Linked DNA regions of Homo sapiens: region 2 is linked to region 1. Evidence: chromatin loops called from intact Hi-C (ENCODE). Cell type or tissue: heart right ventricle. All regions are shown on one strand. Links, peaks and the distances in the headings refer to the core of each region. The heading gives the core; the rest is flanking DNA. Region 1 has its middle 72 kb from the start of ADAMTS7. Region 2 has its middle 130 kb from the start of TBC1D2B.

Evidence for each region. Hi-C counts contacts between places; a loop is a spot of excess contacts. Peaks named below come from ENCODE experiments on the same cell type or tissue, not always from the same donor. Only the 100,000 strongest peaks of a DNase experiment are listed, where the experiment ranks them.
Region 2: it touches region 1 in a loop (9-fold over the local background); 10 of 110 quality-filtered maps call a loop at or near these places.

What each region holds. Positions count from the first base shown.
Region 1 is chr15:78,731,732-78,747,776 of GRCh38, forward strand. It overlaps the pseudogene LOC646934 and the pseudogene DNM1P37. Among named protein-coding and RNA genes, the nearest start is that of ADAMTS7, 72 kb to the right of the region's middle. RefSeq lists enhancers at 3,330-3,831, 7,728-8,707, 8,708-9,687. In heart right ventricle, for the core only: CTCF peaks have their summits at 6,641, 8,897 and 9,099; no DNase peak of the experiment used is centred there.
Region 2 is chr15:77,936,264-77,952,308 of GRCh38, forward strand. It overlaps the pseudogene COMMD4P1. Among named protein-coding and RNA genes, the nearest start is that of TBC1D2B, 130 kb to the right of the region's middle. RefSeq lists enhancers at 8,164-8,458, 15,386-15,886. In heart right ventricle, for the core only: no CTCF peak of the experiment used is centred there; a DNase peak (open chromatin) is centred at 8,378; H3K4me3 peaks cover 1,183 bases; H3K27ac peaks cover 1,413 bases.

The DNA.
Region 1 (16,045 bases), core at 4,408-12,407:
TGGGCAAAAACCAACAAAGACCCAAATCCTCTGTCTTTGGGAGCTTGAGGAGAGTTGACCAGTTCTTGCCATTGGTTCTGAGAACATTGCCTTTAAAATCCATTCCTGACCACTGCTTACCACTTCCTGGTCTGGGGAATGGAGTTGAGGGGGCCACCCTCAGTCACCTGAATTTGACTCTCCCCACAGAAACAGCAGAAGAAACAAGTGGAACATCAGCTGGAAGAAGTAACGTGATTTCTTTGCTCACAACATGACTGCTGGGTTTGGGGGGCACTCAGATGTAGAGGCGCCAATCTCGTCTCACCCACTCCCAGCCTGGGGAAGAAGGCTCACCCCTCAGATTCCACCCCATCCCCACAGGGTCCCTGATAACCTGGTCCCATGGGTGGGCCTGTCCTGGGGCATTGGTGGCATTCTGGGGGCATGTCTCTTGCTATGCCATGTCTGCCTCCCTGTGGTAAGAGCCCTGTCTTCCTCTTCCTATAGGAAAAGAAAGCAAATAAGGAAATACACAAAGCACAAACGGAGCAGTTAGAGGTGAGTGGTGGGTGGGGAGTTTTCTCCTGTCCTCCGGAGAATGTTTCTTTCCTTCTCTTTCAGCACTTGCTTGGCTTTTCTCCCAAACATTCAATTCCAGACAATCAACATCCTCACGTTGGAAAAGGCAGACTTGAAGACCACCCTTTACCATACTAAACGTGCTGCCCGACACTTCGAAGGTGGGAATCTGGGCATCCCGTCATCCTTCAACCTGGCACTTTGACAGGTCTTTAGGGGGAGTCTTTTGGCCCCCATCTCAACCTCTCTCATTACAGAAGAGTCCAAGGATCTGGCTGGCTGCCTGCAATACTCCTTACAGCATATTCAAGAATCGGAGCGGGCTCTCTGTGCTGTGTCTACACAGCAGCAGGAAGAGGACAGGGTGAGTCCGACCAGCTGCCCCATCCCCTGGCAGCCTGGCTTCCCAGATGGAGGAGTGAGCCTAAAGGTTCCTTCTCCAGGATGGAGTGTCCTGCCCAGAAGGCAGCATGGTCATTTCTCGCTGCTTTTGTGTATGGTTGTTAGAGGCAGCCTGGGGCTGAGTCAGCTGCTGTGGCTAATTTGGGGGGCACTGTTGGGAGTAAGCACTGGATGCAGAGCTCAGAGGCCAAGTTTCTGCCCTGCCCTTACCTGGTTGTGGCCTTGGCCAAGTCCTAGGTGGGGTATTTGGTACTTGTACTGTGAACAGAAGAGTACCTTTTGTATGTTACCATTTCTGTAGAGAGAGGAAAGGTGTGTGTGTGTACTATTATAAGATACATAAAATATGTCTGCAAGCATTCCTAAAAAACTCAGGAGAGAGTAACAGGGTGCCTGGGAGACACCTCCCTTCTGTACCTTCTGAGTTTTGGACTATATGAATGTATCATCCTTTCAAAAAGTGAACAAAAGATTAATTTTCCCCTTCCTATCTGTGCTCCCACCCCCAGCAAGAAAAATGGGCTTAGAGAATCAGATAGACTCGGGTGTTCAAATCTCAGCTCTGTCTAAGTGATCTTAGGCAAGCACTTAACTTCAAATACTCCATGTTTTTCATCTACACAATAGAGGTAATCCTAGTAACTGTGTCATATGGTGGTTGTGAGGATTAAATGGGATTGCTAGCATGGAACCTGGTGAAGCACTCCATAACGGTTCAAACAGTGGTAGTAATAACAGTAATAACAATAGCAATATTATCTGATCTCTCTGGGCCTCTGTTAGCCAGCTGTAAATTCGATCTCTTTCCCTCTCCCTTCCAACTTTACTGAGTTCTTTTAATAACCAGGCCACGGGCTTGGAAATGCCTTGACCTTTACTAACCGAGTTGTATATTGAGCCTAGCCCTAGCCCTTTTAAGGGGCACTGCCCGGGCTCCCCAGATCGAAACTTCTCACTCTTCACCCTCCAGTCCTCGAGCTGCAGTGAAGCGGTCCTCCAGCGGCGGTTACAGCAGACCATAAAGGAGCAGGCACTGCTGAACGCACACGTGACACAGGTGAGGCTTTGCAGAGGGAGGGATGTGGAAGGAAGATGACCCCAGGTGGCCAGGAGCAGGTGAGGACCAGTGACAGCCCTTCCTAACTTGTGTGCCCATTTCTTGCAGGTGACAGAGTCACTAAAACAAGTCCAGCTAGAGCAGGACGAATATGCTAAACACATAAAAGGAGAGAGGGCCCGGCAGCAGGAGAGGATGTGGAAAATGTCGGTGGAGGTGAGGTCTGACCCTTCAGCCCCCATCTTAGATAGGTCACTGGATCTTTCTGGGCATCTGTAGAATGGGAATAGTACAGCCAGAGGTGGTCATGGGTCTGGGCTTTGTGGAGATGGGGGCAGAGATGCAGATGGTAGCCTGTCCAGCCACCAGCCCCTCTCTCCAGGGCCCTTTCCCCTGTGCTTTCGGCAGGCTCGCACATTGAAGGAAGAGAAGAAGCGTGACATACATCGGATACAGGAGCTGGAGAGAAGCTTCTCTGAACTGCAAAACCAGATGGGTAAGATGGGGCTGGTGTGACCTGGGAGCAGGACTGGCATCAGAGGTCTGTGGGGGTGGCTTAGAATGCCCCAGGGAGGTGGGTGGATGGAAGGGCTTTGAGGCAGAGGGAAAGAGGTCTGTGCCAGCAGATGGCAAGTTTTGTCATCTCCATAGCCTCAGGGTCCCCATAAGCAAAGAGGGAGGAGTGCTCGTTGTCAGCCACCCACAGTGCTCTCTATGTGAAAGTGGCTTGGAAACTGGCTACCATCGGGTGCGAGGAATCATTAGCAGTGAGGCCATGGCCATGGGAAGCCTGAGAGGAGCTGTGCATCAAGAGGAGGGTTTTTTTTTGTGCGGGGGGTGGGTAGCGGGGGAAATCCAGAGGCTCTTATTGCCTGCTTCATTTCTCAGCTGAGCCCCAGTCCCCGGCACCCCCAGCAGGGACCTCTGAGTTGGAGCAGCTACAAGATGAGGCCAAACAGCTGAGGAAGGAAGTGGAGGGACTGGAGGGAAAGCTCCAATCCCAGGTGGAAAACAACCAGGCCTTGAGTCTCCTGAGCAAGGAACAAAATGAGAGGCTCTGAGAGCAGGAGGAGCGGAGGGTGCAGGAGCAGGAGAGACTGTGTGAGCAAAATGGGAGGATTCAGGAGCAGCAGAAGAGGCTGGGGGAGGAGGGTGAGAGGCTGCAAAAGCAGGAGCAGAGGCTATGGAAGCAGGAGGAAAGGCTGCAAAAGGAGGAGGAGCAGCACGAAAGCAGGAGGAGAGGCTGTGGGACCAGGAGAAGAGGCTGTGGGAGAAGGAGAGGCTACGAAAGCAGGAGGAGAGGCTCACACTCTCCCAGAACCACAAGCTCGACAAGCAGCTGGCCGAGCCACAGTGCAGCTTCGAGGATCTGGTGGGTTGCCCCACCTGGGGAGCCTGCCCTCATCCCTATCCCTCCAGGCCTTTGTTTCCCCACCTGTAAAACGGGGCAGTGCAGCCCTCACATGAAATGGTACTTCTAAAGGCACCTGTGAGCCAGAGCTCATCAGGCCCTCCTCTGATGGCTGTGGGGGAGAGGGGATGATTTTTCTAACCTGCCTCCACCTTTCCAGTGACATGGGAGGCAGACACCAAGTTCAGGGGTCTCCCGCTGCAGTGGATGGCCACTGATTGTTTCTGTCCAGAACAACGAGAACAAGAGCACACTGCAGTTGGAGAAGCAAGTAAAGGAGCTGAAGGAGAAGCCAGGCGAGGTGAAGGAGATGGTAACCTCCACCCCATCCAAGAAGGGCTGGGAGGCGGGCACCAGCCTCTGGGGAAGGGAGGTGCCAGGCCAAAGGCAGCTCCAGCTGGGGGGCAGGTGACCCCAGCACCCTCCAGGGCAGCCCTATGAATGTTTCTTGCTTCCTGCCCTCTGACTTTTAGAGGTGGGTAGCCCTGGGTTCCTCCCAGGTCTGGACATCATCCCCCCAGCTAGAGGCATGGATTCCCCCAATCGGGGGAAGAGACAGTGGTACAAGAGGCTCCTTATGCGGGGCACATTGGCTTGCACCTGTAATCCCAGCACGTTGGGAGGCTGAGGCAGGAGAAGCACTTGAGGTCAAGAGTTTGAGACCAGCCTGGCCAACATGGCAAAACCTCATCTCTACGAAAATTAAAACAACAATAAAAAATTAGCCAGGCATGGTGGCGCATGCCTGTAATCCCAGCTACTCAGGAGGCTGAGGCATGAGAATCGCTTGAGCCCGGGAGGTGGAGGTTGCAGTGAGCTGAGATTGCACCACTGCACTCCAGCCTGGGCCACAGAGTGACACTGTCTCAAAACAAAACAAAACAAAACAAAAAAGCCTCCTTAGATTCAAACTGGATTCCGACCTCGGTTCCACTGGTCACCATTCAACTACTGTTCATCTCTTAGTCTCTGTTTCTGTAACTTCAAAAGGAAGTTAGCATTTTCCTTGCAGAGGTGCTGAGGATTGAATGAGAGAATACCTGGAAAGCATTAGGCATGTAGCACACTTAGCAGATGGTGGTTGGCTCCCTCTGCTTTTCCACCAGTCTGTGGCCTACAGTTTAAATGGTGGGAAGAAGGACATGAGATCTGAGGCTGGGGAAGGAGGTATGGGGTTCTAGGCAAGGGAGGAAGCCTCTTAGGCCTGGAGCAAGGGAGCAGGGTCCTGGGCAGGTGACAGAGCCCCACAGTGCCCTAGCTACCCTATTAATGGGCCCAGAACCTGGAAGCCAGCCACCATGTGCCCTCATGCCCAGGGTCTTCCTGCAGGTGGAGATGAAGAGCCAAGAGTCTCAGAGTCTGCAGCAGCAGTGAGACTAGTACCTGGGTCACCTGCAGCAGTACGTGGCCACCTATCAGCAGCTGACCTCTGAGAAGGAGGCGCTGCACAGGCAGTTACTGCTGCAGACCCAGCTCGTGGACCAGCTGCAGCAGCAGGAAGCTTGGGGCAAAGCGGTGGCTGAGATTATAACATTTTAAAATATGAATACAGTAGTTTAAAACAAAGAAACTGGAGGAAGGAAAAGTAGAGAAAGAGATGCCAATTCAAGTCCAAACCTTTATTTGCCAAGTTTTCTTAGAATGACTTTTACCAATTGATGAATTCCTGTAAACAGAATGTATAATGGAAATACGGAAACTGCCTAAAGTGGGATTATTCACTGCTACTGTGATGCTACTGTAATGTAATAAATTATTAAATTGTTGCAAAGTGCTGTTTTTGCCTTAAAATTTTATGTGTCTTGAAAACTATAGTATTAAGAGTATTGAGACTGTGAAAATGCTGGGGACAGTTGGCATGAGATAATCAGTTTTTATTTTTATGAAATTGTAATGTAACTATGCAAGTGTGTTTATTAAAGGAACAAACTAAAAAGAAGTTACGGGAATTTTAAAAAGTTGTGGGATGAAAAAGTTATGGGATAAAAAATGCTGTGGAAAAGTTGTGGCAAAAGAAGTTGTGAAAAAAAGTAGAAAAATGTTTTATGAAAAGTATTTTAAAAAGTTATGAAAAGGAAGTTACGGGATTTTTTTTTAAGTCATGGGATAAAAATAAAAGCAGGTCTCTGTCGGCACAAGCCTGGAGAAGTGGGACTGGAGACTTCGCCCCCGCCATGGACCAACCACCCCTTCCCAGTCACCCCTTTACCATTAGGGTGGCAAGACAAGATCCCTGCCTAATGGGGGGAGATAAACAGACCCTTTGGCACCTGACCAGGGCTGAGTCCTTAAATTTCTGGATGATGATGATTGTTATTTAAGAGCCAGAGGCTGGCGGAGTTGGTTTGTTTGGAGGAGGCCTGATGGCCTCCCCTACTCTCACCAAAGCAACTTTTCCCTCAGGGGGCTCCCATCTTATTCAGAGAGGCAGCTGAGGCGGGACAGTGGGGCTAACTGTAGAGCAGGTGAGGGCTCGGGCTGCTGGGGTGGCCCCCCTTCCCCAGTGTACACATAGTATCTGTGTAACATTTTGTATATTCCGGGGGGTAGGGCCACCCCTTGTATCATACCTACCAGAGGCTGGAGCTGGCATATGAGGAGGAGGTTCTAATCATTATTTACGGCTGGGAAACTTATTTATTGATAGCATAGGACAGAGGAAGGAGGAGGGGATGGGGTCCTGGCTGCCTTGGTGATGTGACTCCTGTTTATTTTGCTTTCCATTTTGGAATAAATGGATTTAGCCATACTGCTCAGCCTGGTGGGTTCCCATTTCCCTCACTGGGTCCTGGAGTTTGCGCCACTGAATGAAGAGCCCCAGAGTGAGCATGTCCAGCTGGGCTGTTGGGGACCTTCCAGGCCTGTTACCTGTATGCTGCCTGGTGACACCTGGTAGATTGCATGGGGATTGCTATGGCGCCTATGGGGCACAGTCCGGCCCTGACAGCCAACAGGCTCAGAAGCCTGATCTAGCGGTGGCCGGGAAGGCAGATACGAGCACCCAAGGCCACTGACTTCCATTCACCCCAGTCGTCTTCGGTTCCGTCCCCTTGCCTCCCTCTCCTGTCTGCACAGGGTGGCCTGTTCTGTCTGGCCCTCTAGAGTGTCAGCTGCCCCGCAGGCTCCTCCAGGCTGAGTTCATGGTCCTGCCCCCTAGTGGCCAGAGCCAGCTTCACAGGATAAGAGCCAGCTAAGCTCCAGGGGCTTTCCAGGAAGTGTCCCTTGGAAAGGGTGTGGCCTTTTCACCGCTCCCAACAGCACCCTAGAAATGGCTTGGCTTTTTCCCTCCCCTCAGCTCCACAGAGAACACAGCCAGCAGAGGACACATTCCCCATCATCCAGAAATGGGTTTGATTCTCAGCCAAGGGACACCAGGGCTGGTAGAGACTGTCAGGCCACACAGCTGCCTGCACAGCACCCCCATGCTTGGTGGGGGGTGGGAGGGATGGCGGGGGGTGGGACGGTGGGGGGGTGGGACGGATGGCGGGGGCTGGCTGTCCACAGGCTGGGCATGACAGGCAGGCTCACTGGAGGTGGCACACTTTGGAGGGGCAGTGTCAGGGGAGACCTTCCTTTTGTTGGGCCACAAGACTCCACAAGGACAGCACGGTGACTGATTCCCAGTGCTAGAGGCGAGGTGGTCGGCCATATGTAGGTGTGTGTGTGTGTATATATATATATATATATGTATATTTATATATATATTTATATATATGTATATTTATATATATATTTATATTTATATATATATGAGTATTTATAGCTATTTATAGAACAAGGCAGGGGCATACCACAGAGGGGCCACAAGTTTTCAGCAATGGTCACACCTGGATGTGTCAGCTCACCACTACAACAGACTAAGTCACAGATGAAGGGGGCTGGCTTTGGGGCTGGGGAGCCACTGTCAAGTCACAGGACACCCGCCCAGGCAGGCTTGGAAAGGGAGGTCTCTGAGAAGAGGAGGATCTGTTTAGAGGTTGGAGTGGGGCTGGAGCTCTCAGGATGGGATGGACTTGCCTAACCCAATCAGTTGGCAGTTGGAGAAAAGCAGAGAGAAAATAGGAGAGAGAATAGCAAGCAGAGAGCTGGTGATGCAAGCGCAGAGCACGGGCATGTCGCAGCAGCTGTGGGAGGGCCGGGGAGGGGAGCGCGCAGGTGCGGGTGTAGCAAAGGTTCCTGGAAAAGAGGGGCTGGAAGGGAAAGGGGAGGAAGATGGAGGGAGAAGCCAGAGCTTCACAGGTAGTGCCTGGGGGCTGCGGCAGCCCTCCCCAGCTCACACACACTGGCCTCTCCCATGGCACCCAGGCAGTGCACCCACACTTCAGACCAATGCTCAGCCGCTTTGGGCTTCTCTCTTCTCTGGTCACCCTGCCTTCCAACCCACTGGCCCAGGGCCACCTCTTGCTTGGGGAGCCCCACCCAACAGCCACCTGGCCTGATAAGGAACACTGCTTGAACCAAAATGGTGAAGCTATAAGGGATGGATGGCTGGAGTGAGTACCAGAGGCCCCTCTGGTGGTGAGAAAGTCCAGGGTCCTCTGAAGGGACCCTGGGGAAGGCAGGGAGGGCAGGTAGCCGGATGCCACTGGCCATAGACTTATAAGTCTAAGAGGGGAGCCTCAGCTGGTTGCGGGGTGAGGGGGGCTGCAAGTTTCATAGCTGAGGCTGGGTCCTTCCTGCTGGGAAAAGCAGAAGAGGGAGAGTCCATGGCAGGAGAGGCAGGTGGGCTCGCTAGGCGGAGCTCAGCTGGGCCAGCAGGCACTGTGGTCCCCTTGGCTGAATAGCACAGGCGACCCCTAGGAGCAACAGGCCAAGGTGCGTGAGCCTGCTGGTCGGCGATAGTGCTTCAGTGGGGGCCAGGGACCCTGCCTTCAGTCACACGCTAGCAGCTGCGGTGGTACCTGGCAGGGAGGGAAGGGGGCTGTGTGTCCCTGCCTGGCCTGTGAAGTGTGTTGTGGGATGACCGTGTGTATGGGACTCTTAAGGTTTTATCCTAGATCACCAGGGATTGCCAACAGATAGAGGAGGTGGGACCCTGACTATCACCCCTCCTCTGCAGTGGGTTTGACTCTTGACACTCCCAGGCTGGGATCTGGATACCCTGACCTGGCAGCATGACTCAGACTGCACGACAGGTACAGCGTGCCCAGGATGACGTTCCTAGACCTCTAGCTGCCTCAGAGTCCAGCCGCACACACAACCCCGTCCAAGCTCCCAGCCCCTACACCATAAATCATGAGCTCTCTGCCCTCTCTGATGACTACAGAGAGCACCCATGTCTGCCAGCTTGGGCATGGAGACTGTTCCAACAGCCCCCAGGCTCAGCCATGGAGGCCTTGGGCAGTGGCGCTGAGTCCCATGGCTTGCAGGGAAGGGAGGTGAGAGAGCCAGCAGCACGAGGACAGAAAGAGGAAAGAGCAAATCTGCAGCTCCAGAAGGGAGGGGCAGGGAGCCTGGATCTGAGGTCCCAGGTGCGCCCCCGTGTGGAGCCGGTGCAGCGGGGCAGGAACACCGTTCATGGAGCAGGCGGTGAGGCATGTACCTACCATGGCTGATGCTCCTCAGGGACCACTGATAGTGATTCTGAAAGCATCAGATCAACATGACAGGTCACACGCATGGGTGGGGCAGGCCTGGGGTTGGGGGACACACACACACGCACATGCCGGGGTGTGCACACACATGCTATGAGGCCCCACAGCATGCACAGCCGGCATGCACACGCTAACACACATGTCCACAACACGCATACGCCTCCTTCCCCGCCACATCCTGGTACCCAGCACCCTCACTGGCTGGCACGTGCAGCACAGATCTGGGGTGTGCAGCCACTTGGCACACTGAAGCACACATGTGAGCAGAGTCACAACACAGAAGCTCACCCAAACACAGAGGTATTTGCACCAGCTCCCTGCACACTCATGCCTGGCATGCTCAGAGGACCACCGGTGCTGCTCATGGAGACAGGGCTTGCTCGCTAATGTTCAGCTGTCATTTATTTACCTCAGGTCAGAGAGTCTGACCCACCTGAGAGCCTTCCATGGCTCCCTATGGCCTGCAGCATTGAGCCCCAAAAGTCAAACTCTTCGGACTTTGAAGGTCTTCCACCCTATGCCCCACCCTCCCCACAGATGATTCTGAGGATGGCGGGAGAGGTCAGCTGTGACTCTTTTGCTCAACTGTTGGACAAGAGTAGGCTTGAAGTTGATAATCTCTATTCCTCTCCCGGGTAGTGCTTCTCAAACTTCAAAGAGCATAGGAATCACCTGGAAATCTTGTTAAATGCAAATTTGCTTCAGCTGGGCTGGGTGAGATTGCCAGTCCGTATGTCTAACAAACTCCCAGGTGAGCCAATGCTGCTGGCCCACTGACCACCCCCTGGGTAACAAAGCTCTATGGTTTTAATTTGCATTTCCCCAGTGGTTAGTGTTGAGGATCTATTCATGTGCTTTAAGTTAACTCATTTTTAAAACCTAAATAAATGTACTTAAAAAGGAAACTTTTGCTATAGGAGGCCAAGGCAGGTGAATTGCTTGAGCCCAGGCATTCAAGACCAGCCTGAACAACATGGTGAAACTCCGTCTCTACAAAAAATAAAAAAAATCCAGCATGGTGGCATGTTCCTATGGTTTCAGCTACTCAGGAAGTGAGGCAGGAAGATTGCTTGAGCCTGGGAGGTCGAGGCTGCAGTGGCTGTGATTGCACCATTATACTCCAGCCTAGCTGACAGAGCAAAACCCTGCCTTAAATAAATGAATAAAAAGAAACTTGTGGTTAGTGGTTCTCAAAGTGTGGTCCCTGAGCCAGCAGCATCAGCATCCCCATCAGCTGAGAACTTGTTAGAAATGCAGATTCTCAGGCGCCACCCCAGACCTCCTGAATCAGAACCTCTGAGGCGTGGGTTCAGTGACCTGTGGTTTAACACGCCCTCCCGGTGAGAATCGGTCTCATTCACTACAGATAGAAGGAAATGGTTAAAATCAATTCATCCGCATATCGCCTAAAATCCTCCTGTGGGCCCCAGGTTGGCACAGCACACTTTTGGGCAGGAGCCCCACTCACAGAGGCCGTGACAAGAATGCTCCTGCCCCTGGGGTTGTGCAGTGACAGCTCACACAGCTCCACGTGGCGGTTCTGAGTTTGGGAAGCGCTGATGTAGTCCTACTGCAGCCCTTCCTGCCCTTCACCGGACTGAGGAAATCCAGGCTCTGAGGAGGGCGAGACTTGCCCTAGGTCACCCAGCAACATGGTCAGTCTCCTTTCCCAGGGCCCTCACAATGCGTGGCCTGTTTAAAGCCTGCCTCTATTCACTGCTGAGTGAAAAATCCAGCTTCAAAACAGAATATGGGGAAGGATACTATCTTGTGCAACTTAAGTTTATAGCTGCAGATACATGAGAAAAAAAGTCTGAAAATACTGTTGAAGTAGTTACTTGGGGAGAGAAGGGGTTTGCTGGTTTTTGTGTTTTTAACTTTTATATTTCACAATTTTTATCACAATGTTTAGTTACATAATCAAAATTTATTAAATGTTAAAAATTGACATGAAGCCTGATCCAGCCACAGCCTATCATTGGCAGAGCCAGGAAGCCTTCCAGATACAGCAGCCCTGCACCTGCCCCCGGTCACACCCTGGGCCTGGGCACATGCTAGGTCCTCTGTCTGGACACCCTCACCCCCTGGTGGCCTCCATGTCAGTACCCACCAGCACCTCCTGTGGGCGAGGGCCGCCCCTGCATCCAGCCCTGGGTACCCCCTAGCCCAGAGGGCACCTCATGGTGTGAGAGTCCGCCTGCCTGTCTCTAAAGAGAGGAAAGCTCCTTGGGACATGTGTTCTGCTTGACCCATCACCTCTGGCCTGGTACAGAAAGGTGGACAGTGGGTATTTGGTGAATAAATGAATGAATGATTGGAACGAACCCCCTAAATGGTGATTTCCTGAGGCCCTTCTCCAGCTGGCCCAGGTGGAACCAGTTCCACGTTTCACAGGAAAGCCAGGTGTGAGGAGTGGGGCAGGTGTGTGTGAGGGGCCAGGTTCTTGAAGGCTGCATGGAAACGGAGCTGGTGGCAGGTCTGGGGGTGGCAGTGCTGCTGTAGGAGCCTCAGGGAGGGCTCATCCCTGGAATCCCCCAGGGTATCCTAGTGCCCCCAGCTGCTGCATGGCATGAGAATTCCTGGCTGGTGGGGGACACACAAGGACTTGTTTGGATTGGCCACCTGGTCCAGCCCAAGGAGCTGCGCCTCCAGCACCTTGGGGGAAAAAAAGCACTTTTGATGTGTGACAACAGCTGCAGGCAAGGGGAGGGAGAGGTGTGCTGGGCCTCGGCCTTAGAAGCCAGAAGCCAGTTCATGCCCCTACTTGGTCTACGTGGGAAAGGGATGTGGCCTCGGCTAGCTCTAGGGTCCTGGGTTATGGAAAGGGCCCTTCCTTATGGACCCAGTGACTTAGGCTGACCCAGCCCCTCCCTGAGCCTCATCAGTGAAACCAGGGCTGGGCCAGGGCTCTCAACACCTCCCAGCTCCAACCTCTGGCTTTGTCCCAGGAGGGCAGGAGATCAGACAGAGGTGACCCGGGCTCCCTATTTACCTCAACCTCCTTGTGAAGCCTCCCTCTTTCTGCCTGTGAGGTGGGTGGGGCTGGAAAGAGGGGCATTCACCTGTGGGTCTCTGACTTCTCTGCCCAGGTGTGCCTGGGGAGTCTGGTCTATACCCGGTGCTCTGCTATACCCCACAGCCTGGTCACAACCTCCCTGCCTCCAGAGCAGCCCTGGCCCAGGGAAGAAGCGGGTCTCTGCATCCAATGATAGGTAGAAAATGAACGTGGGGATGATAGCACTGGAAAGGAGTCAAGGAGGAGGTGCCTTCCCAAGGATGTGGAGGGTTTTTCCAGAATGGAACTTGACTGGGGTGGGCAAACATCAGGAAGTGGGAAGGGTGGCTCCCTCTGTGGGAGCTGGGGCAACTTGCCTGGGCCAAATGGTGGTAGGCTGTGGGTGTAGGGTGGGCAGAGCTGGGGTGCCCAGAGCCTGGGGTCCCTGTCCTTGCAGAGGACTGGAATGCAAAACAAGTGCCCCCTGCCTTCTGGCTGCGGGACATCCTCTGCTTCCAAGCCCAGACATACACCTGCTGCCACAAGCCCCTGAGGCTCTTCAGAGGACCAATGGGCAGCCACACCCATGCTGGGCCAGCCTGCTGGGCCCACCTGCACCCTGGTCAGAGCCCATGACTGAGGGGACTCTCTGGGGACAATGGGGGCAGTCTCATGCTGCCCTCTTACAGGTGGATCAGTCCCTGGGATCTGGTGCTGGGCTGGGGTGGGCTGAGGCTGTTCTCTGCTGGGGTACCTGGTGGACAGCAGGTGGAGCAACTTCTCCTTGGCTTTCCTGGACCCCAGGACACAGCTGAACACTGCACTCTACCCTGGATGCCTTCAGATGGGACCATGGGAAGGAAGAGGGGCTACCCCTGCAGGGGGCCAGGACCGTGGCCCATGCTTGCTCCCCGCAGCAGGCACCTCCTCTCCAGATTGACATCACCTGATTCCTGAAGGCCTGGGCTACTGACCAGAGTCCCAACATCCTCACCAAGGTCTGTTTTTACATCAGAGCAGCTAGTACATGAGTTCGGAGCTGAAGGGGGCAGAGAGAGAACACAGGGCTCTGTTAAGAGTTCTTGGCTCCCTGCTGTGGTGGGCCCCGTAGAAGGCCCCCCAAAAATTTGCAGCTGCTATAAGTCACTGGGAGGAAGCTGCAGCAGACACGTGTTTCTCAGCCTGGTAGATGCAGAGGGGTGTCCGGACCCCCAACTGGGAGGCCCAAATGTGGCAGTGCAGGAATTCTAGCCAGCTCTGGGACCCTGGGCAAGTCATGTAACCTCTCAGAACCCCATTCCTGGTCACCATGGGGCTCTTGTGTGGATGTAAACAACCCTCAGGCCACTTATGTCCCATCAGTGGAAGCCTAGCATGGGTGGAGACCCCCGAGACTGAACTCAGTGGCGGGATCCAGCCTTCCCAGCTCTTCTACATAGAGCCCAGAGCTAGCAGGGTGGGCTGCCTGGAGAAGCAGGCACTCCTGTGGGCTGGAGAACATGAGCAGTGGTCCCTTTGGGAAGGTGGAAGAGGCTGTGGTCAGTGGAGGCCATAATGGGGCAGAGGTTGGACAGAAGGGGCATGATCGGGGAATCTGAGACCCAACAGAGACTGGACTGAGGACTCTGTGCCACTCAGGCAGTGGAAACTGAGCTATGGCTGGGACCCATGGTCCTGAGTGAGGCCTGGCCAGTCTTGGAAGCTGTGCCAAAGGTGGCTTCATGTAAGGGTGCATCTGAGCACTTTTTTTTTTTTTTTTTGAGATGGGGTCTTGCTCTGTCATCCAGGCTGGAATGCAGTGGCACGATCATAGCTTACTGCTGCCTCAAACTCCTGGGCTCAAGTGATTCTCCCACCTCAGCCTCCCAAAGCGCTCAAATTATAGGCCTGAGCTACAGAGCTGGGTTTTAAATCTTAATATCTCCTCCTGGTCTGCTTCCCTGGCTGACACACATGCTGGCATCCTGCGCCTAGACAAACATGTTTCTGGACTTGGTTCCATTTGTTCTGACGGGCTTCTCTCTCTCAATGACCGCACGTTACATTATTTGGCTATTCTTACACATTTCCGTATAGAACTGAGGGTTAGTGTATTAATGTCAAAGTTCTACTGGTTTTTCGAGGCTGGGTGGAATGTTTGGGTTAATTTAGTTGTGGGCATCTTGACAATATAGGCTTTTCCTCCAGGAATGGTGATTCTGGGACGCAGGTTTTGCACATTCTGGTTTATTGCTTGGCTCGCTGCCACAGAGGGATGGCACTGCTCCACACACCATGCCCTAGAGATGTCCCACCTTATCTGTCTAAATCAAGCTGGATGTTCTCAGCTGACAGGATATCATATCAGTGCTGTGGGGACTCACTCCCCTCAACCCGAGACGAAGTGAGGTGGAGACTATGGAGCAGATCCGTGCCGACTGCATTTGCCCTTCCTGACCCGCACTGCTGCTGGGTGGGGCTGTGTCTGAGCTGATAGAGGGCATTGATTTGGGCATGGGGAGGGGTCAGTACTGGAGAGATGCCCCTCACCTCCCTTAGCTCCTCCTGTCCACTCAACACTTGGTCACCAAGGTCCCCGACTTCCAGGCCTCAGTCACCACTAACGAGGTGCTGCATGGGAACAAAGCGTAGGCCCACAACCTGGAGTTCAGGTCACTCCTCCTTCCAGTTGAAGCCTCTATCCCTCCCAGGTGATTCCAGCCTCATTTCTCCATGGGCCAAATATCCTAAACAAAGGCCTGGACAGGGGGTCTTTATCCGAGTGCCCAAAAAGCACATGCAGAAAGGCTCTGCATGCCCCCTGTGGCCTGCCAGAGGTAAGAGCCTGCCCGTCAAAATGCACAATCCTGGTTCTTGCAGGGAGGTGAGGAGGGGAGGAAGAAAAGGTCCATCTCATTCTTTCATCAGGAACCTAAACTTGGGAAAGCCAGATATAGTACATTTCTTAATGATCCTGATACTTTTATAACTGGTTACAGCTGGGTCACATGCACAACTGTTTTCTAACATCTTTCAACTGGCCACATAACACCATGTAATTTATTTTTTTATTTTTATTTTTTAAGGCCAGGGGGAGTGGCTCATGCCTGTAATTTCAACATTTTGAGAGGCTGAGGCAGGAAGACTGCTTGAGGCCAGGAGTTCGAGACCAGCCTGGGCAACACAGCAAGACCCTGTATGCAATGGAAAACAACCCTATTTCAAAAAAAATATTTTTTGAGTACAGTGGCTTGATTACAGCTCACCGTAGCCTCCAACTCCTGGGCTCGAGTGATACTCCCACCTCAGCAGCTGGGACTCTCAGAGCACACCCCCACATCTGGCTGATTTTTTAATTTTTGGTAGAGATGTGGTCTCACTATGTTGCCCAAGCTGGTCTTGAACTTCTGGCCTCAAGAGATCCTGCCAATGTGACCTCACAATGCACTGGGGTTGCAGGCATGAGCCACCATGCAGCCCCTGCAAAATCTAACTGTCCTTCAGGTGCTCCTTTTGGACCTCCTAGCTAGACTGCCATTGGCAAATGCCAGTTTATTATCCACCCACATGTATGTTAATGGATTTCCCATGTTTTATTTGTCTAGACCAGGCTTTCTCCACAGCAGCACTGTTGATGTTTAGGGCTGGACAGTTCTCTGTTCTGGAGCTGTTTGCGCCTCGCAGGATGTTTAGCAGCATCCCCAGCCTCCGCCTGCCACATGCCAGCAGCACTCCTCAGTGTGACAGCCAAAGTGATTTCAGATACTGTCAAATATCCCCAGGGCGGCAAAATCACCTCCAGTTGAGAACTGCTGACCTAAAACCCTCTGGAACAATGTTAGATCATGGTAATGATAGCGCATACTGCTCCTGACCTTAATGGGAATACCTCTAGCATCAAAGTATACTAGTACCTGTATACTACTGTCTGGGCTGTTATTAGTACACTGTATTAGTCCATTCTCACTCCGCTATGAAGAAATACCCAAGACTGGGTAGTTTATAAAGAAAAGAGGTTTAAATTGACTCACAGTTCTGCATGGCTG
Region 2 (16,045 bases), core at 4,004-12,003, 800 kb before region 1:
GGCTCCATGAAGTTGGGGCAGCTGAGGGCCTGCCCTTCAGGTTACAGGCATGTGGGTCCTGGTCTAGACCCCCATATGCCATCCAGAGACCCAACCCTAGGGACAATTCCTCCTAGGCTGGTAGCAGAGAGTCAATCCTTGTACTCACCCTACCAAAAGCTCTGAAATGAGGGGCCCTATGGGTGGGGGAAAGACTCTTCAGAAAAAGGTTCTCAGGGGCAGGGAAGGTTTGAGCTGGGCCTTAGGGCAGCCAGAGAGGTAGGTGACAGGTCCCCTCACAAAGCCTGCCAAACAATGCAGGAGGAACACAGGTGTAGTGGTGGGAATGTTCTGGAAGACAGCAGGAAACCTCCCACTCACTGATGGGGCTGAGTGAGGTCAGGTCCACACACCAGTAGGTGGTGGCATCCACACACTGGTACACTTTGTTTCTTGTTTTAGAGACAGGGTCTTGCTCTGTTGCCCAGGCTGGAGTGTGGTGGTGCAATCATAGCTCACTGCAGCCTTGACCTCCTGGGTTCATGTGATCTTCCCACCTCAGCCATCTGAGTAGCTGGGACTACAGGCACATGCCACCATGCCTAATTTTATTTTGTTAGAGACAGGGTCTGGCAATGTTGCCCAGGCTGGTCTCAAGCAATCTTTCCACTTCAGCCTCCCAAAACACTGAGACTACAAGAACAAGCCAGCACTCCTGGTCATGCTGGTGGATTTTGGCTGCCATGGTGCACAGGAGGTATGAGCTTGGGGGCAGAGTCTGCTCCTGCACCTCTACCCAGGCCTGCACCCAGACTGACCCCTGGGCTGCAGGGAGCAGGTGTGGAGAGAACGCAGCAAGCAGAGCGGGCTAGCCCATGATGGAGACCCAGGCTGGGACTAGGAGAGATAGGGCTCCAACCCTCGGGCTAGTGGCCCTGCCCAACCCCATGGGGCCAAGATGACTTCCTAGGAAGCCAGGCATGGAAGCCAGCATGCACCTGAACTGAAGACAGAAGACTCTGATGAGAGGGAGGGGGAGGCCTCTGACATAGTTTGGATACTTGTCCCATCCACATCTAGTGTTGAAATGTGATCCCCAATGCTGGAGGTGCGGCCTATAATGTGAGGTGTTTGGGTCATGGTGGAGGATCCCTCATGAATGGCTTAGTGCCCTCCCCATGGTAATGAGTGAGTTTTCTTATTTTTTATTTTTTATTTTTTTATTTTTTGAGGCAGAGTCTCGCTCATAGCCCAGGCTGGAGTGCAGTGGCATGATCTTGGCTCACTGCAACCTCCACCTCCCAGGTTCGAGTGATTCAATGAGTGAGTTTTCTATTAGTTCACAGGAGAGCTTGATATCTCCTCTGTCTTGCTTCTTCTCTCACCATGCGACACGTCTGCTCCCTCTTTGCCTCCCGCCAGGAGTAAAAGCTTCCTGAGGCTTCACGAGAAGCCTAGCAGATGCTTGTACAGCCTGCAGAACTGTGAGGCAAATAAACCTCTTGTATAAATTACCCGGTCTCAGGGCCAGGAGTGGTGGCTCACGCCTGTAATTCCAACATTTTGGGAGGCCGAGGTGGGTGAATCACTTGAGGTCAGGAGTTCAAGACCAGCCTGGCCAACCTGGTGAAACTCTGTCTACTAAAAATACAAAATTTAGGCAGGCATGGTGGTGCATGCCTGTAATCCAAGCTACTTGGGAGGCTGAGGCATGAAAATTGCTTGAACTGGGAGGCAGAGGTTGCAGTGAGCTGATCACACCATTGCACTCTAGCCTGGGCCACAGGAGCGAAGCTCCATCTCAAAACCCTGTCTCTACTAAAGATACAACAAATTAGCCAGGCATGGTGGTGCATGGCTATAATTCCAGCTACTCAGGAGGCTGAGGCAAGACAGTAGCCTGAACCCAGGAGGCAGAGGTTGCAGTGTCCTGAGATGGTGCCACTGTACTCCAGCCTGGGTGACAGAGCTAGACTTCATCTCAAAAATAAATAAATAAATAACCCAGTCTCAGGTATTCCTCTAGAGCAATGCAAAGTGGACTAATACAGTGTCCACTGGACGTGACACTCAGGGAAGGGCTGGTCTTGACTCTGCCGTTAACAGTCAGACTATGACAGAGTTGTTCCCCTGCTCTGCCTCAGTTTGTCCTCTCTCAGCTGAGCAGGGCAGGGATAATTGCTTCTCATGTGGGCCACAGGACAAAACAAAGCCCTGAGTCCCACAGGAAGGTAGGTGGGCTATGTCCAAAGGAAGACAGACCTGGGGCAGAATTTTATGTTCCCAGGGTGGCAGAGGGACATGGAGAAGACGCCTCCTTCGTGGGCAAAGGAGAAGGGAAGATAAGCAGAGAGGCGCCAGACACCCGCCTCGCCCCCACCTCCCCCACCCCACACCAGGCCCATTCCCACTCAGCCCCCAACTCAGGCTGCACCATTCCCCTTACGGTCAGCGTGACTTCCCGGCCAAGCTGACAGAAGCTGACAGCTTGGATTCATCAGAGACAGCACGTAGCGTAGATGATATGCAGGACGGAAGTGGAGAGGGGACATGGGAGCCGTGGTGTCAGGTCTGGGGCTGCCAACATGGTACCTGCCCTGGCTGGTCCTCCCTGCCAGATGTGGCCTCTAATTCTAAGGTCTCTGAGTTCCAGGCCAGGACTGGAGCCAGACTCCCCTTGGGGACAGGGGACACAGTCCACATAGACATCACCTGGGTTTTGGGCAAAGCCAGCTGGACAAATGAATGAAAGGGGCCCTGCTGGAGGGTAAAACTGGGCCTGGACTCCTCAGACCTGCCTCTGGGACAGCACAGTCCCATCCTTCCAGTCAGACTCCTGAGCTGGAAGCCCACCCAGCCAGGGAGTGGGGAAGGGGTGGCCTGCAGTCTCCCTTGAGTCTGTAGCCCCTCCCACCCACGGGAGCTCCATAAAAAAAGATGCAGAAACACCACGTGCTCCTCCCAGCTGCTGGCTGCTTCCTGGCATGGCCTCCAGGACCCTGGATGAGTCAAGACGGGGCTGCCAGCAGCTGGGGGCAGGGGGAAGCTGGGTCCCCAGGGTGGATGCCTAGCAGGAACATGCAGGCGTGGCAAGTGATGGGCCCTCAGGGCTGAGCCCCTTCTGCCCAGGGGACCTTGGTGACACACCTGCTGCTGAGCTCAGCCCAAGGAGTAAGAGCCTGGTGCCAAGTAGCCTCTCTGCTTGCGAAGACAGTCCTGGGATCGTTACCCCTCTGCCCAGGGCTCGAGTATCCAGGCTGGGGAAGGGCCAGCAGTCAGAAAGAAGGGGGCCGTGGGTGTGGGTCCCCCAGCAGTCAGGGGCCTTGGTGGACCAAGCCCCTATGAGGGGCATGAGGGGGAAGGGAGACTGAGCTGTACCCCCTACCCTGAGATCTGTGGTACCAGGCTCCAGAGGGGGCCCCGGGGGGAGACCAGCATGACAGGAACTGCTACGATGCCTCTAGGCACCTACTCTGCAGGGCTGGGCCAGCCTGAGATTGGCAGCAGAGGGGTGGGCCAGGCACCACCAGGAATGAAGCTTCGTTTGGTAGAGCTGTGACCCTCTTCATCCTCTCCTGACCCCCAGCTGACCCTCGTCCTCAGATCTCTGCAGAACTTTGACCAAGTGGTGGTGGAGGAATTCCGGTGGGTCCAGGGTGGCCCTGGGTGACCCAGGGCTCAGACCAGCATTGTGGGGTTGAGGACAGGAGGCTGGAAAAGATGACCTCCCCTAGTCCCGCAAGGCTGCACAGCCCCCTGAAATCTGTGATAATCCTCTCAGCAGGCCGGACCCACTGACCGCCAGAGTGGGTGCCACCTTCTTCAGGGTGGCGCCAGCCCAGGCCGTCGTGTGGGACTGTGCACGCCAGGGCCTGCACACCCTGTGGGAGGCAGAGGGCGTCTTGGTAGACACGGTCATCACCTCCTTCCCTCTGCAGGCCCGCCTCCCTCTGTTCCTCTGCCTCCTCCCTTGGGCTCGCTGCCTCCACATGCCCTGATCTGAAGCCTGCCTCCCCTCCTCATGGAGCCCTCCAAGGTGCTCCTAGTCCCAGCTCTCTGGTCCCGCAGCAGCTTCTGGGCCCAGATTCTGTCTTCTTAGAAGTCTGGGAGGCAAAGCCCCGCCAGGCCATGGCCTTCTTGCTCTGCTCTAGGCACTCCCAGCCCCAAAGCCTCCAGCCTGCTGGATGCCTTTATCTCCAGCTATGCTGTGGCTCTCCTCATCCTGGGCCTCCTGCTCGTCACAGTTGCCCTTGTCCTGGTGAGTGTCTGGCTGGGCCAGGTCTCCTTCCTGAGTCGCAGGCTGAACCTTTGACGCCTTGAACCTTTGAGCCAAGCTGAGGGGTGAGCGGGCCCCTTTACACCCTTGATTCCCCCATCCAAGCTCAGCATCTCCTCATCCTCCAGCTGGGGCCGTGGGATTTGGGGCCAGAGGGTTGGGCCTGATCCCAGTGTCCCCGCCCTTCTTGTCAAAGTGCTAAACTTGAGGGCATGCCTTGGGTGCTGACTTTCCCAGGAACTCACAGCCAGAGAGGGCCAGGCACCAGCCTGAGGTCACACAGCCATGGGCTTCTTCCTTCCTAGACCCACAAGGATTGGACTTGCAGGGCTGGGACAAATGTGGGGTGGGAGAAAACAATGCCTTGTCAACCCACGCAGGGAGCCCCACTCCCATCCCCAAGGTGCACAAAGTCGAGAAACACCCCTGCTCCCACGTCCATGCTCACTCAGGGCCCTGCTCCAAGTGCTTGGCACTCACACCAGCCTCCTGCCCTCCATGCTACAGGTATCGGTCTCATTTACAGACGGGGAAATGGTGGCCAAAAGCCTCCCCCAGCACACACGGCTAGACCACACAGAGGTCTTAGGTGCAGCTGAGGGGTCCACAGTCTCTGCTGTCCCTTCTGCCACTCGTGCTGCCAGGGACCACGCTTTGGAGAGGGAGGAATGAGAGTGAGCTGGGTGCTCACACATGGGGCACGGGGGACTAAGGAAGGGTCAGCCAGGAGGAAAGGGCAAGGTCTGATCCTGTACGTACACATCACAGAGCGCGCGGGGTCAGGAGACCGAGGGCCACGTCCCGGCTCTGCGGCTGCTCGGTATGTGACTGCGGTTAAATTGTCTCCCTGGACTCTCCACGCACTTTGTGTGCTGCGTGCACCTTCTAGGATGAGCCTGGACCCTGGCTGGCCTCATACTTACTGCGTAGGCTGCAGACCCGCAAGTGCTTCTGCAAGGGGCTTTGCTTCTCCTCATAACAGCGGCACAGGCTGGCCGCGTGCTCTGGGGGTAGAATGGAGAAGCTCTGGAGGTAGCAGGTGGGGGCCTGGCTTGGGCTCCTGGCCCAGACAGGGCAGGGTACACCTCAGGGTCACAGGGCCTGTCCCCTCTCTAGCAGCCCTTGGCCCACAGGCTGCCCAGCTGCCCACCCACAACCCGTACCTTTGGGCAGCCCCAGCTGCTGCAGTTCACTGGCCAAGGATTCGCCATCGACACTGTGCTTGGCAGTTCCGGAGAGCATGAAACTCAGCACTGCCACTGTGGCCTTCACATCGCCTGACTCTCAGGGACCCATGCATGGGACAGGGGGTGTCACTGTGGGCCCAGCCACCCCCCTGTTGCCCTATTAACTTCAGCTCAAAGCCCCCAGGCCTCCTGGAGCCACAGGCACTGCTACTGCTCCACCAGGAGCTGGCAGAGGACAGGAAGGTGGGACTGTCAATGTCTTTCTTTCCCTCATGCTCCTCCACTAGGGAAGGCAGGTTAAGGATACTGCTGGGATGTGTGTGTTGGCGGGGGGTGGGGGGTGGGGGCGGGCTCTGTACCAGGCACCAGGCCGAGGTCCCAGGGTTGCCTGGGGCCTGTGAACTCAGTGGGGTGCTCACCAAACTTGGCATCAGCCGTGAGTTTCAGGATCTTCTTATACTATGGGGAAAGGAGACCTTCAGGCGGTGCCAGGCCCCTGCTCACCAGCCCCTCACCTACAGCCTGGATCCTGCAATAAGGAACAGACAGGCTGGAAAGAAGTATGGGAGGTGCCCAGAGAGGTTGCAAGGCCGGGTCACCCGTCTCCCTGGGCCTAGTGCAGTTTCAGGGCAGGAGGGGTCATAAGGGCATGGGACAATGGGGTGCTGGATCTTGTACTCACATCAATCCCCTGTCCCAGCAGCTCCTTTAGTACCTGGCTGCAGAGCAGCCGCAACTTCACAGAGGACTGGAAGGGAAGTCCTTACATCAGCCAGGCTGGCAAACCTCACCCCTCCTTCCTGGGGACTGGCTCAGAGCAGGCCAGCCACTGATCAAGGTCACAAAGCATGGTAGCACAGGCTGAGAGCACTGAGGCCCTAACCCCAGAGAAACCTCATCATCATCTACACCCACAATCCCCACCCCCAACACCCCTCCTCCACTCAGACTACACCCTGTGCACTCAACCATCTTGGCCAGCGTGCTGATCTCTGCCAGCACCCAGTCGGGACAGTCCAGATCACCACAGAACCAGAACCTCTGCAAGGGAGGGAGTCAGGTAATCAGGCTGGAGGGAAGGCTGAGGTGTGGCCAGGATCTGTGTGTCTCCCACACTGCTGCCCAGCAAGGACCCCTGGTCCCCATCATAGATGGACACCCTCTGGCCATTTGTTCTCCCCTATCACCAGGCTATTGAGTAAACTCTCTCCCTGACCCACCCTGCCACCAAACCCTGCTCTTTGGTCTACTCCAGGCATTCATCTGCTCAGCAAACATCAATTGAGCACCTTTCTTTGTGCTAGCTCCCACTCTAAGAGCTGGGGGTACAGCAGGAGATAAAACAAAGTCCTGTGCCTCACACAGATGAGTGACCTCTCTCCCCTCTTCCCCATACCCACACAAGTCCAGCCACTCCGGCTTCCCTGCTGCTGCTCCGGGACACCAGCCTTGCTCCCGCCTCCATGCCTGCTGCACTCTCTACGTGGCTTGCTATCCTTTATTTCATTCCACTCTCTGCTCAAGTGACACCTCATCAGACCAGCCCCTCTTTTTTTTTTTTTTTTTTAAAGATGGAGTCTCGCTCTGTTGCCCAGGCTGGAGTGCAATGGCACAATCCACAATCTTGGCTCACTGCAACCTCCGCCTCCCAGCTTCAAGCAGTTCTCCTGCCTCAGCCTCCCAAGTAGCTGAGACTACAGGCATGTGCCACCACACCCGGCTTTTTTGTATTTTTAGTAGAGACAGGGTTTCACCACGTTGGCCATGCTGGTCTTGAACTCCTGACCTCAGGTCATCTGCACACTTCGGCCCCTCAAAGTGCTGGGATTACAGGCGTGAGCCACTGTACCCAGCCAGGCCCGCCCTTCTTGATGATACTTCCTAAAATAGCCCCTCACACAAGGAAATTTTGGGGGCCGGTGGATATTTCATTATCTTGATTGTGGTGATCCAACAGTCAGGAAGATTTGGTCTTTACTTGTCCAGCCTCATCCTTCCCTAACCTGCAGATAATACTCTCTCAGCTATGGGAAATGCATTCATTCCTGGGGAGTCATGCTCTCTCTAACCTGAAGTCTCTGCACATGCTGTTCCCTGTCTGAAGACACACGCCTCCCACCCTTGCCTCCCAACCCCTGGTACACAAACTGTACTTCAGCCAGCCAGCTCCTGCCATCCATCCGCCTTTAAGGTTGAAGGCATCCTCAGGAAGCCCCCTTAGCACTACACACAAGGCGCAGTTAGGTCTCTGCCCCTGGAGCCTTGACTATGACTCCAATTCAAGGCTCCGATTTCCCCTTCCCTCAGCAGCTCAGGTCCTCCCAGTGCCTAGCACACTTCATGGTATAGACTAGGCGCTTAGAACGTAGGGATGGATGGACTGGATGGATGGATGGATAAGTCTCAACCCCAAAACTACTACTTTCTGACTCTGGAAACAGCGGAGGGGCTGCCTAACAGTGTGGAAGTGTGATCCTAATTCTAAGCGCGTTCTTGTCTAAGTCCCACAGCAGGGCTGGGGAAGGGAGTGTCCTTGGGAGGTCCTCTTGTGGCTGGGGAAGACCCGAAAGGACTCCCAGCTCCAGACAAGCCCTAGTTCCTGCCCCGGGAGGCAGGGGCCCTTCCTTTCCCCAGGGAAGCACGGGGACTCTAAGCCGGCCGGCCTGCGCTGTCTTACCCGCCCCGTACCCCCGCCCCTGTCTCGGGAGCGGAGTAGCGGTGGACTTTTCTCACGCCCGCACACACTGTTTGCGGAGAGGCCAGGGCAGACAACCTCCACCCGTTTCCGGAGCCACTGGCGCCCCCTCATTCCCGCTCCAGCAGCCCATGCCTCGCTTCACCCCTGGTGCCTCATCATCGCACCAGGAAGCCAGGGCCCGGGAATTTCTTTTTCCGGTCCGACAGGGTCAACTGAGTCGACGATCACTTGACTTGGACTAACGGCCTCTGGGAGGGCGGGGCCTGCTCGAGTGAGGCCGGGAGCGGACCGCAGCCCGCTGGAGGTGCCGGGGGCGAAATGCTGGCGTCTCCTCCTCCGTCTCCCAGAATCCTTCCCTGGAAAAAAACAGCATCCACCGTCAGTTTAACTGAGGACCGAATTAAGGCATTAGGAAAGACAGTGGAAGTTATTTCATTTGTTTAACTTAAGGGGGTAGGATCCCGGGAGCCAGGGGGATTCAGGTCATTGTCATGTTTTCCACTGTTAAGCGAATAGCATTATACACAGCTGCGGACTGTGGCAAAAGACATTTTAAAAACTATTGAAGTCTACTACACATACAGAAAATTGTACCTATTAGAAATATAAAGCTTAATAAGTTTTCATCAACTGTACACCTCACATAACCAGCACCCAGATAAGGAAATAACCAGATAACTTCTTCAAGCGCATGGGTATTTTATTTCATTTTGATGAATCGTCTAGGTGCCTAACAAAAAGGGCTGTCATAATTAACATGCTCAGGAAAACTCCCTACAGCTTCAACATCAACAGATGCTTAATTTTTGCCAGTCTGATGGGGGAAAAAATCGGTTGCTTAGGTTGCAGTGGTAGTCTGCTTACTGGTAGCTCTGAGCTAATGGTAGCCTGGAACAACTAAGTTTCCGACATTGACTTGCAGAGGCAAAAACAAAAAGACAAAACAACAACAAAAATACATCAGAGAATAAACTAATAACCAAAGAAGAAACTGAAGACAGTCATCCCTTAGTAACTTCAGGATATTGGTTCCGGGACCCCAGAGATACCAAAATTCACTGATGCTCAAGGCCCTGATATAATATGGCATAGTATTTGCATATAACCTATGCACATCCTTCCGTATATTTTAAATCATCTCTAGATTACTATAATACCTAATACAATGTAAGTGCTTTGTAAGTACCTGTTATAAAGTATTTATAACTTTTTGCTTTTTATTGTTTTACTTTTTCCAAATATTTTTGATGCACAGTTGGTTAAATCCAAGGATCTTGAACCCGAGGATGCAGAGGGCTGACCGTAGTTTGAACTCTCTCCTCAATTCCATGCCTATCCCATGCACCAGGTGCAGCTGGTTTTATTGCTGCAGGCTTTCAAGTTTTCAAAAGACAGCTCATGGCAAGTAAACTGCTCTATAGAATAGAAAGAAATGGAAAGTGTCCCAATTCATGGTAAAATTGAGCTCATTTCTGAAGAGTTCTTTTACAAGTCATAAGCACTAGCCTGTTGAAAACCACAGTATGTTAAGTTACTAGACTATCCTATACCATGTCAAAGAAAAACTTTAAGGACATAAGACCTGTAATCATAACACTTTGGGAGGCTAAGGCCGGTGGGTCGCTTGAGCCCACGAGTTCTAGACCAGCTTGGGCAACATAGGGAGACCCCGGTCTCTACAAAAAATTAGCTGCTTCTGCTGGTGCACACGTGTCGTCGCAGCTACCTAAGAGGCTGAGGTGGGAGGATCTCTTGAGCATGGGAGGTGGAGGCTGCAGTGAGCCATGATGTCGCCACTATACTCCATCCAGCCTGAGCAACAGAAGGAGACCGTCTCAGAAAAAAGAAAAAAAAATGGCTGGGCGCAGTGGCTCATGCCTGTAATCCTAGCACTTTGGGAGGCTGAGGCAGGCAGATCACTTGAGGTCAGGAGTTGGAGACCAGCCTGGCCAACATGGCAAAACCTGTCTCTACTAAAAAAAAAAAAAACAAATGAATTGGGCGTGGTGGCGGGTGCCTGTAATCCCAGCTACTCGGGAGGCTGAGGCACGAGAATCGCTTGAACCCGGGAGATGGAGGCTGCAGTGAGCCGAGATTGCACCGCTGCATTTCAGTCAGCTTGAGCAACAGGGTGAGACTCCGTCTCAAAAAAAAAAAAGGTAACTTTTACTTCATCCTATCAATAGGTTAAAGAAGAGTAAAATGGACAGATTTGGAAAACCATTTTTTATTTAAAAAGAGAAAATTAGGAACAGATGAAAACTGTCTTAAGAGTATTTGAGAAACAAAACAGCAAATTTAACATCAGACAAAATATCTAAATTGAGAAATAAAGTTAAAAGGTGGATGGTGTGCCCTTTTAATGTCATACTGGAGCATTGTTTCATAGATACTTGTTTTACTATTAAAGATTGACTATTTAGAGCAGTGGTCCTCACACATTAGAGTGCATCATCATCCCCTGCAGGGCTTGTGAAACCGGCTGCTGGGCCTCACACCAGAGTTTCTAACTCAGTAGGACTGAGGGGGGGCCTAAGCACTGCATGTCTATGTTCCCAGGTGACGCTGATGCTTCCAATTTGAGACCATGCTTTGAAAAGCAGTAGTGTAGGGAAATATACTACAGAATATGTTGTGAATATACTGGAGAATATGTATATATGTTAACTTACAGAATTCTGTCCAGTAGAAAAGATAACTCCCAAAGATGACATTTTTATTTCCCAATATGATTTTTTTTTAAGTCAGAATCTTGCTCTGTCGCCCAGGCTAGAGTGCAGTGGCATGATCTCGGCTCACTGCAGCCTCCACCTCCCGGGTTCAAGTGATTCTCCTGCCTCAGCCTCCCAAGTAGCTGGGACTACAAGCGCCCAGCACCGCACCTCGCTAATTTTTGTATTTTTAGTAGAGACGGGGTTTCACCATGTTGGCCAGGCTGGTCTTGAACTCCTGACCTCAGGTGATCCACCCACCTCGGCCTCCCAAAGTGCTGGGATTACAGGTGTGAGCCACCATGCCCAGCCTGCCTATAGGATATTAACAAGTTTTGTCTCTATCTCAGAATGCATTTCAGAATGCCCTTCCTGGAGCACTACAGACACTGTCTCTCAAAACGCTCCTCTAACTAGCTTCACCGTGTTGCTGACTCCCTTGTAAATTAAAGAAAATATCTTATACATATTCCTTCATTATCTGTATGAAAGTCAAGCTTTTCACATTGTGAAAATTATACTTCAGGCTGGATGCAGTGGCTCACGCCTGGAATCCCAGCACTTCGGGAAGTCGTATTGATGGGATCACTTGAGGCCAGGCATTTGACACCAGCCTGGCCAACATGTTGAACCCCATATGTACTCAAAAAAAAAAAATCAAAATTAGCTGGGTGTGGTGGCACACACCTGTAGTTCCAGCTACTTGAGAGGTGGAGGCACAAAAATTGATTGAACCTGTGAGGCAGAGGTTGCCATGAGCTGAGATCGTGTCACTGCACTCCAGCCAGAGCCAGAGCGAGACTCTGTCTCAAAGAAAAAATAAAATAAAAGAAAGAAAATTATACTTCGATACAGTATGCTAATATAAAGGATATGATATTGTTTGGCTCTGTGTCCCCATCCAAACCTCACCTTGAATTGCAATAATCCCCACGTGTCAAGGGTGGGACCAGGTGGAGATAATTGAATCATGGGGGCAGTTTCTCCCGTGCTGTTCTCGTGATAGTGAGTGAGTTCTCACGAGATCTGTTGGTTTTATTATAGGCTTTCCCCTTTGCTCGGCTCTCCTTCTCTCTCCTGCTGCCCTGGGAAGAGGTGTCTTCTGCCATAATTGTAAGTTTCCTGAGGCCTCCCCGGCCATGCAGAACTGTGAGTCAATTTAAACCTCTTTTCTTTATAAACTACCCAGTCTTGGGTATTTCTTCATAGCAGCATGAGAATGGACTAATACAGTGTACTAATAACAGCCCAGACAGTAGTATACAGGTACTACTATACTTTGATGCTAGAGGTATTCCCATTAAGGTCAGGAGCAGTATGCGCTATCATTACCATGATCTAACATTGTTCCAGAGGGTTTTAGGTCAGCAGTTCTCAACTGGAGGTGATTTTGCCGCCCTGGGGATATTTGACAGTATCTGAAATCACTTTGGCTGTCACACTGAGGAGTGCTGCTGGCATGTGGCAGGCGGAGGCTGGGGATGCTGCTAAACATCCTGCGAGGCGCAAACAGCTCCAGAACAGAGAACTGTCCAGCCCTAAACATCAACAGTGCTGCTGTGGAGAAAGCCTGGTCTAGACAAATAAAACATGGGAAATCCATTAACATACATGTGGGTGGATAATCAACTGGCATTTGCCAATGGCAGTCTAGCTAGGAGGTCCAAAAGGAGCACCTGAAGGACAGTTAGATTTTGCAGGGGCTGCATGGTGGCTCATGCCTGCAACCCCAGTGCATTGTGAGGTCGCATTGGGAATATCTCTTGAGGCCAGGCGTTCAAGACCAGCGTGGGAAACATAGACTGCATCTCTACCAAAAATAAAAAAATTAACCAGATGTGGTGCTGCGCTCTGAGAGTCCCAGCTGCTAAGGTGGGAGTATCGCTTGAGCCCGGGAGCTGGAGGCTACAGTGAGCTGTGATCATGCCACTGTACTCAAAAAAAATTTTTTTGAGACAGCGTTTTTCTCTGTTGCATATGGGGTCTTGCTGTGTTGCCCAGGCTGGTCTCAAACTCCTAACCTCAAGCAGTCTTCCTCCCTCCGCCTCTGAAAATGTTGAGATTACAGGTGTGAGCCACTCCCCCAGCCTTAAAAAATAAAAATAAAAAATTACAAGGTATTATGTGGCCCATTGAAAGATGTTGGAAAACAGTTGTGCATGTGACCCAGCTGTAACCAGTTATAAAAGTGTCAGGATCATTAAGAAATGTACTGTGTCTGGCTTTCCCAAGTTTGGGTTCCTGCTGAAGGAATGAGATGGACCTTTTCTTCCTCCCCTCCTCACCTCCCTGCAAGAACCAGGATTGTGCATTTTGACGGGCAGGCTCTTACCTCTGACAGGCCACAGGGGGCATGCAGAGCCTTTCTGCATGTGCTTTTTGGGCACTCGGATAAAGACCCCCTGTCCAGGCCTTTGTTTAGGATATTTGGCCCATGGAGAAATGAGGCTGGAATCACCTGGGAGGGATAGAGGCTTCAACTGGAAGGAGGAGTGACCTGAACTCCAGGTTGTGGGCCTACGCTTTGTTCCCATGCAGCACCTCGTTAGTGGTGACTGAGGCCTGGAAGTCAGGGGCCTTGGTGACCAAGTGTTGAGTGGACAGGAGGAGCTAAGGGAGGTGAGGGGCATCTCTCCAGTACTGACCCCTCCCCATGCCCAAATCAATGCCCTCTATCAGCTCAGACACAGCCCCACCCAGCAGCAGTGCGGGTCAGGAAGGGCAAATGCAGTCGGCACGGATCTGCTCCATAGTCTCCACCTCACTTCGTCTCGGGTTGAGGGGAGTGAGTCCCCACAGCACTGATATGATATCCTGTCAGCTGAGAACATCCAGCTTGATTTAGACAGATAAGGTGGGACATCTCTAGGGCATGGTGTGTGGAGCAGTGCCATCCCTCTGTGGCAGCGAGCCAAGCAATAAACCAGAATGTGCAAAACCTGCGTCCCAGAATCACCATTCCTGGAGGAAAAGCCTATATTGTCAAGATGCCCACAACTAAATTAACCCAAACATTCCACCCAGCCTCGAAAAACCAGTAGAACTTTGACATTAATACACTAACCCTCAGTTCTATACGGAAATGTGTAAGAATAGCCAAATAATGTAACGTGCGGTCATTGAGAGAGAGAAGCCCGTCAGAACAAATGGAACCAAGTCCAGAAACATGTTTGTCTAGGCGCAAGATGCCAGCATGTGTGTCAGCCAGGGAAGCAGACCAGGAGGAGATATTAAGATTTAAAACCCAGCTCTGTAGCTCAGGCCTATAATTTGAGCGCTTTGGGAGGCTGAGGTGGGAGAATCACTTGAGCCCAGGAGTTTGAGGCAGCAGTAAGCTATGATCGTGCCACTGCATTCCAGCCTGGATGACAGAGCAAGACCCCATCTCAAAAAAAAAAAAAAAAGTGCTCAGATGCACCCTTACATGAAGCCACCTTTGGCACAGCTTCCAAGACTGGCCAGGCCTCACTCAGGACCATGGGTCCCAGCCATAGCTCAGTTTCCACTGCCTGAGTGGCACAGAGTCCTCAGTCCAGTCTCTATTGGGTCTCAGATCCCCCGATCATGCCCCTTCTGCCCAACCTCTGCCCCATTATGGCCTCCACTGACCACAGCCTCTTCCACCTTCCCAAAGGGACCACTGCTCATGTTCTCCAGCCCACAGGAGTGCCTGCTTCTCCAGGCAGCCCACCCTGCTAGCTCTGGGCTCTATGTAGAAGAGCTGGGAAGGCTGGATCCCGCCACTGAGTTCAGTCTCGGGGGTCTCCACCCATGCTAGGCTTCCACTGATGGGACATAAGTGGCCTGAGGGTTGTTTACATCCACACAAGAGCCCCATGGTGACCAGGAATGGGGTTCTGAGAGGTTACATGACTTGCCCAGGGTCCCAGAGCTGGCTAGAATTCCTGCACTGCCACATTTGGGCCTCCCAGTTGGGGGTCCGGACACCCCTCTGCATCTACCAGGCTGAGAAACACGTGTCTGCTGCAGCTTCCTCCCAGTGACTTATAGCAGCTGCAAATTTTTGGGGGGCCTTCTACGGGGCCCACCACAGCAGGGAGCCAAGAACTCTTAACAGAGCCCTGTGTTCTCTCTCCGCCCCCTTCAGCTCCGAACTCATGTACTAGCTGCTCTGATGTAAAAACAGACCTTGGTGAGGATGTTGGGACTCTGGCCAGTAGCCCAGGCCTTCAGGAATCAGGTGATGTCAATCTGGAGAGGAGGTGCCTGCTGCGGGGAGCAAGCATGGGCCAGGGTCCTGGCCCCCTGCAGGGGTAGCCCCTCTTCCTTCCCATGGTCCCATCTGAAGGCATCCAGGGTAGAGTGCAGTGTTCAGCTGTGTCCTGGGGTCCAGGAAAGCCAAGGAGAAGTTGCTCCACCTGCTGTCCACCAGGTACCCCAGCAGAGAACAGCCTCAGCCCACCCCAGCCCAGCACCAGATCCCAGGGACTGATCCACCTGTAAGAGGGCAGCATGGGACTGCCCCCATTGCCCCCAGAGAGTCCCCTCAGTCATGGGCTCTGACCAGGGTGCAGGTGGGCCCAGCAGGCTGGCCCAGCATGGGTGTGGCTGCCCATTGGTCCTCTGAAGAGCCTCAGGGGCTTGTGGCAGCAGGTGTATGTCTGGGCTTGGAAGCAGAGGATGTCCCGCAGCCAGAAGGCAGGGGGCACTTGTTTTGCATTCCAGTCCTCTGCAAGGACAGGGACCCCAGGCTCTGGGCACCCCAGCTCTGCCCACCCTACACCCACAGCCTACCACCATTTGGCCCAGGCAAGTTGCCCCAGCTCCCACAGAGGGAGCCACCCTTCCCACCTCCTGATGTTTGCCCACCCCAGTCAAGTTCCATTCTGGAAAAACCCTCCACATCCTTGGGAAGGCACCTCCTCCTTGACTCCTTTCCAGTGCTATCATCCCCACGTTCATTTTCTACCTATCATTGGATGCAGAGACCCGCTTCTTCCCTGGGCCAGGGCTGCTCTGGAGGCAGGGAGGTTGTGACCAGGCTGTGGGGTATAGCAGAGCACCGGGTATAGACCAGACTCCCCAGGCACACCTGGGCAGAGAAGTCAGAGACCCACAGGTGAATGCCCCTCTTTCCAGCCCCACCCACCTCACAGGCAGAAAGAGGGAGGCTTCACAAGGAGGTTGAGGTAAATAGGGAGCCCGGGTCACCTCTGTCTGATCTCCTGCCCTC